Linked DNA regions of Homo sapiens: region 1 is linked to region 2. A link is a contact called in ENCODE Hi-C or POLR2A ChIA-PET data. All regions are on one chromosome and are shown on one strand. Each heading gives the region's core, a stretch centred on a gene start or an enhancer-like site at or near the end of the contact. The rest is flanking DNA. Distances are from core to core; before and after follow the strand shown. Region 1 holds the start of POLR2C (RNA polymerase II subunit C). Region 2 holds the start of CPNE2 (copine 2).

What was found. Hi-C counts contacts between places; a loop is a spot of excess contacts on that map. ChIA-PET counts read pairs that join two places held with the same protein, here RNA polymerase II (POLR2A). Pooled maps may share reads with other maps.
Region 1: a loop to region 2 is called in a pooled map, with 2.5 times the contacts of the local background. The contact joins the promoter of POLR2C here to the promoter of CPNE2 in region 2. A Hi-C loop is called at or near these places in 1 of 168 maps with a recorded cell type or tissue (CD4-positive, alpha-beta T cell) and 4 of 50 pooled maps. POLR2A ChIA-PET finds 5 or more read pairs at or near these places in 3 of 52 experiments (WTC11, activated B cell and activated CD4-positive, alpha-beta T cell).

Annotation. Positions count from the first base shown.
Region 1 is chr16:57,461,425-57,464,211 of GRCh38, reverse strand. It overlaps POLR2C (RNA polymerase II subunit C), which reads right to left and starts at 1,533. Exons shown (of 9, transcript NM_032940.3): 1 at 1,402-1,533; 2 at 1,134-1,183. The coding sequence starts at 1,487. RefSeq lists an enhancer at 1,381-1,675.
Region 2 is chr16:57,090,968-57,093,862 of GRCh38, reverse strand. It overlaps CPNE2 (copine 2), which reads right to left and starts at 1,280. Exons shown (of 16, transcript NM_152727.6): 1 at 1,073-1,280. RefSeq lists silencers at 789-1,198, 1,259-1,308, 1,419-1,668, 1,689-1,758.

The DNA of each region.
Region 1 (2,787 bases), core at 284-2,783, 370 kb before region 2:
AATAAAAAAGCCATCTACCAGCACTGAGCACTCACTAAACACAAAGCACTTATATGGATTACCTCACTTAATCCTTAACATTACCCTGATAAGGATCATTAGTGGCCGAATGTTACAGATGAGGAAACTGCAGCACACAGAAGTTTAATAACTTGCCCAAGTTTCACAAAAGCAGTAAGTGATGCAGCCATAAGAACGAACGAAATCATGTCCTCTGCAGCAACATGGACGTGGCTGGAAGCCACTATCTTCTTTTTTATTTTCTTTTGTTTGAGAAGGAGTCTCACTCTATTGCCCAGGCCAGAGTGCAGTGGCATGATCTCGGCTCACTGCAACCTCCACCTTCTGGGTTCAATCAATTCTGCCTCAGCCTCCCCAGTAGCTGGGATTACAGGTGGGAGCCACCACACCTGGCTAATTTTTGCATTTTTAGTAGAGGCGGGCTTTCCCCATGTTGGCCAGGCTGGTCTCAAACTCCTGGCCTCAGGTGTTCCTCAGTCTTGGCCTCCCAAAGTGCTGGAATTACAGGCGCGAGCGCGGCCTGGAAGCCATTATCCTAAGAGAATTAACACAGGAACAGAAAACCAAACACCGCATGGGAGCTAAAACTGGGTACGCACGGACATAAAGATGACAATAAACACACTGGTGACTACTAGAGCTGGAAGGGAGGCAGTGGGGCTAGGGGTGAAAAACTACCTATTGCGTACTATGCTCACTACCTGGGTGAAAGGATCATTTATACCCCAAATCTCAGCATCACGCACTATACCCAGGCAACAAACCTGCACCAATGTACCCCTTGACTCCAAAATAAAAGTTGAAAACATTTTAAAAACTTTTGTAACAATAGTAGTGAAAACAGTATTTGAACCCAAGTCTGCACACTGCTAAACCCATGCTTCTCAGCAATGCATACCCAGGACAAGGGTGGACCTAAGTGGCCCGTGGGCGCCAGGGAGGCGGCCACTGAGCCAAGGGCACAGGGTATGGTCAAGTCTCCAGCAATGCACTTTTCTCAGCACTACCACCCTCAGCCCGAACCAAGGACTGGAAGGAGCCCCAAAGAGTGTGTGGGTGGAGAGCGGGGCAGGAACCCGTGGGCGCGGGAACGAGGAAGGGGAGTCGCTTACCTATTATGGGAACCTCAGCGATGAAGACCCTCCGAATCGAATTGGCCACCCTGAAAGATCAAAAGCCAAGGGGCGTGAAGGCGCTGCAGCCTCGACAGGCTGGGCCCGCGCCGCAGGCTCCCAAAGCTAAAGCCCTGGTGCAGGGGGGCAGCTCTGGAAGGACATCGCCCCCACCCCACCCCACTACACCCCCGCCCCCTGCCCCGGGGCCCCGGCTTGGGCCTCCCGGCGCCCCAGAGCCGCCAGCCTCTTCCCTCGGTAGCCTTACGCCAGGTCGGTGTTCTCGATGATGAACTTGACATTCTCGTCAGTGAGCTCCGTGATCCGCACGGTAGGCTGGTTGGCGTACGGCATCTCGCCCAGGGGCCACCAGCCTCCGCGTCTGCTCCGCGGTGACTGCGCGGCGCCACCGCCAACACCGGAAGTCAGTCAGCGAGGCCTCCGCGGCTTCCGCAAAGACGACTCACAGCGCCGCCTGCTGCTCGGAGGCCAGAACTGCCGAGCGTCTTCTGCGGCCTCCTGCTTTAAAATGTACCAGATTCAGCTATCTCGGAGGGTAGTTTGGCAAAACACGCATACGTCCTTCACTTAACAGTAACACTTCTAAGAATTCATACTGCAGAAACACTTGCAGTTGTAAACAAAGATACGAGTGCAGGGACGTTCGTGGTAGTACTGTTTGTACTGTCCATTGATAAGAGACCTGGTGGAGTATACACACATGGAATACTATGAAGCACTTAAAAAGAACTTGTACATCTATAGAAAAACAAAAGTATATTTTAATATGAATGTATATTTTAGCAAAGTATACCTGAATTATAAGTAAATACCCTTTCCCTTGCAGTCTCAAGTATGGACCATGCACTTCTGAAAACTTCAGGAAAAGATACAATGTTCTTTAACCTAATGCTTCCTCTACAGTCTGTGTAGCTGTGGTGGGTGAGTGGGAACTCTTTGTCTCTGCATCCCCAGTGCCTGGCAGTGGGCACCATGTGGGGTGCATGCTCAACAAAGAACTACTGAAGTCCCCTAAACAGACTGGAGAGAGGTTTAAATGGGCCTCAAAAAAAGTGGCTGCTGCTCCAACAGAGAAAAGCTCTAAAATAGAACGTGGCAGGAAATACATTTAAGAGTTGGGAGAAGAGTAACCAGATAAAGAGGAGTTTGCCTTTGCAAAGAGTGACACCTCTTCCTGAAACAGAGGGTGGGCACTGATGGAACCCTGCTCCATAACCTGTGTCATCTTGGTAAATTAAGAATTATGGTTGTCTGCTGAGTGTAAGATGGATGCTATGAAGGAAAAAGGAGAATGCAATGAAAACTGGAACAGCTACTGCGAAAACTTCACAGGATGTCAAGAGATACAAGGAATTGAGAGGTGCAAAAAAGATCCAGTGGAAGACCCACAAGAGATCTGAAATTCAATTAGTTGCTGACTTTCCCCCATTAATATTCAGCTGACAGGCAGAAGAGAGCAAAGCAGAAAACAGAGCTAACCAGACGTGCAAAGGGAACCCAGCCAGTGTAGAGGCTGAGAAAATTACTGGGGCTAAAGAATGTACCACTAAAATCGTCAGACAAGAGCAGCCAAGGGAGCTGATGGTCTGTGGGAAGGCTTCTGTTACCCGTATTTTACTGATGGGAAGACTTG
Region 2 (2,895 bases), core at 31-2,530:
ACACCGCCTGTTTCCTGAAAACCATGGGCTCCCTGCAGTCCGTGAAGCTGTGGATGCCCAAGGGGCAGAAAAAGCCCCCCAACCTTTGATGACAGCACACACCTCTAAGGGAGCAAAAAACTAAGGCAGACAAAAAAAAGGGCGTTTTGTCTGGAAGATCATTCTTCCAGACCCCTTGTCCCTTCCCCCAGTACATATGGGGCAGGGGATTCAGATGCAAGATGAACACCCTATTAGCTACCAGAGCCAGCAGCATCTGTGACCTTGGGCAAATCACAGCCCCCTTTGAAGCAGCCCCTTCCCCATAGGAGAGCTTCTTGAACTCGGGGGGACGTGGAGCGAGGCTGGGGGATGGGGTGGGAAGAGCAGGGAAGAGGGTGTAAGACCCCTCTATTTTCAGAGGAGCATCGCTGTGAGAAACGGGGAATAAGAGAGGGCCTTGTTCGCCCGCTCTCTCCATGCCCACCCCCACACCCCCTTTAAACACACAGGTGCCAGACAGCTTTTTCGCAAAAACTAGTTTGCAAACACACTCCGACTTCTGGGAAGCTGCCCAGCTCCACTCCCCCTCTGCGCTCCCAGTACCGGGGCTGGGAGCCGGCCCTCCGGCAGTTGCCTGGGGCAGGGGGTGGGTGTTGAGGGGTGGGAGGAGGGCAGAGGGGAGCGGAGAGGAGCCAGCGCCCGCCGAGAGCCAGGGCGACCTCACGCCTTCAGCAGCTGCGGCAGCGGCGGGTCTCCACCTCCCGTACGCCCTCCAAGCCCCTCGGGGCGGGTGGAAGGGTCCCCAAAGCAGCTGGGCTCGGACCCCCGAGGGCGCCCCCCTCCCCAGGGACCCCGCCCGCCCTTCCCCGCAGTCCGGGAGCCGGCGGGGCGCCCCCGCGTGGCCGGGTCGGAGCTGAGTCACCGAAGCGCCGGAGTCCGGGTTCGCGCTGGCGGCGGGGGCTAGAGCGCCGCAGCCCCCCGAGGCGGAACCCGGGTTCCTTCGGACCCGCAGCTGGATCAAAGAGCCCAGCCCCAAGGCCGAAGTTGGGCACTCACGCCAAGCTGCCCCGCCTGCCCGGGCCCCACTCACCGCAGGTCCCGCGGGCGCCACCGCCCTCACCGCACGGCTGCCGCTGCCCGCGCTCCGAGCCGCCCGGGCATCCCCGGGAGCTGCTCCTGCTCGGCCGGGCCCGCGGGCGCGGGACAGGCTCAGGGCGCTGCCCGCGCGGCCACGGCCCGCTCGCGTGCGCTCCCAGCCGCTCGGGGTCCGGTCCTCCTCCCGGGCCGGGCGGGCGGGCGGCGGCGGCGGCGGCGGCTCGGGCTCCTCCCTCCGGCCGAGGAGGGGAGTGGGGAGGGAAGTGGGAGGCGAGGCGGGAGCTTCCTGGAGGGGCGCGCGCTCTCCCACGGGAGGAGCGGGGGCGCTGTCCCGCCCGCAGTCCGCCGCTCCCAGCCCGCGCCCGGCGCGCCGCGGCACTCGGGGCGCCTGGCACCGAGGGGGCCCGAACGTTCGGGCCGAACGCGAGGGTCCGAAGGTTCCAGGCTGGGACTCAGGTGGCTGAGGATCGGAACAACGCGGCTTCGCGCCCTCCCCAGGCCTGCTTTGCCCGAGCCTCTGGCACCTCCGAGTTCCGAGCGCCGTGCGCTCAGGGCCACCGACGCGGGAACAGAGGGGTGGCCTCAGCCCGGGCCTGCGGGGCCCCAGGGCCGCTTGGACCCCCAGCGCCGATGGGAGCGGCGCTGCGCCCTCGGGGCAACACCCAAGGCTGGGTTCTGGGTTGTATTGGGCAGGATTAGGGCCGCAGTGTTTTCTTCCCTTTTTTTTTTCAATAGCAAAAGAGCTCGGCATTTTCTTGCCGCCAGAGATTGGAAATATGACATATTTCTCTGACACAGACGATAAGATAAAGACGGATCCGAACTGGGCCTGGGTCTACTCATCCGTGCGGAAAATTAGGCGAGTCTTTAAGGCCTTGGAGCCCAGGCCTCCTTTTCCCTAGAAGAGGCACCAATTCTTAGGACACTTGTCTGTCGCTGGGCGCTCAAGCCTTTGGCCACTCCGCGGTATTTAGGTGCTCTCTGGGCAAGTTCACCACCGGGCATCAGAAGGCTGAGCCTCACGTAACCAGATTCTGGGGGGCGGGGCTTTCCCGGGGATCTCAAGGCCATGTCCACAGCCCTTGGCCCTGGGGCTCAAGGACTGGGCAGCTGAGGGTTAATGCCGAGTGCTTCCATTGTGGCTTTTCGATTCCAGGCAGGTGAGGGTTAATGTGGGAGCCTCGCGCGCTGCAGCCTGTGAGCCTCCCTCCACGTCTGAGTCACTGGCACTTTGCAGCCTTACAGGGGCCGAGACTAAACAGCCCCCGGGGCTCTGAGCTTTGTTCTCTGCCTGCCTGTCACCCATCCATCTTTCCTTTCTCCAAGCTCTCTTCACCTTTCTTCCACCGAAGCCAATCAAAGCCCTCTGCCCCGCTCTGGGGCAAACCAACCTATCAACCCAACTCCAGCCCCGCTTCCTCCAGGAAGACTTTCCTGATTGCTCTGGCCTCAGAATCTGTCTCTTGTCTTTCCAGCAGCAGGAGAGCCAGGCACTGGGATGGACAGTGGTGAACCAAAGCAGATAGTCTCTCTCAAGTTGCTCACCTGTGGGGGCCAAGATCAGGACCCAGGCCATCATATCACCATATGAAATGTGCAAAGATTGGAGGTAGGGTGGCACAGAAGACCCAACTCAGCCATGGGAGTCAGCGAGGCTTCCTTTAAGAAACCTGAAGGATGAGATAGTTGGGCCTGTCAAGGAAGATACTAGATCCCTAGCCAAGGAGGCAGAGTACAAAGGCCAGGGGTCACAGCAATTCCACTCCTAGATATCTACCCGGGAGAAATGAAAACATATGGCCACACAAAACATACACA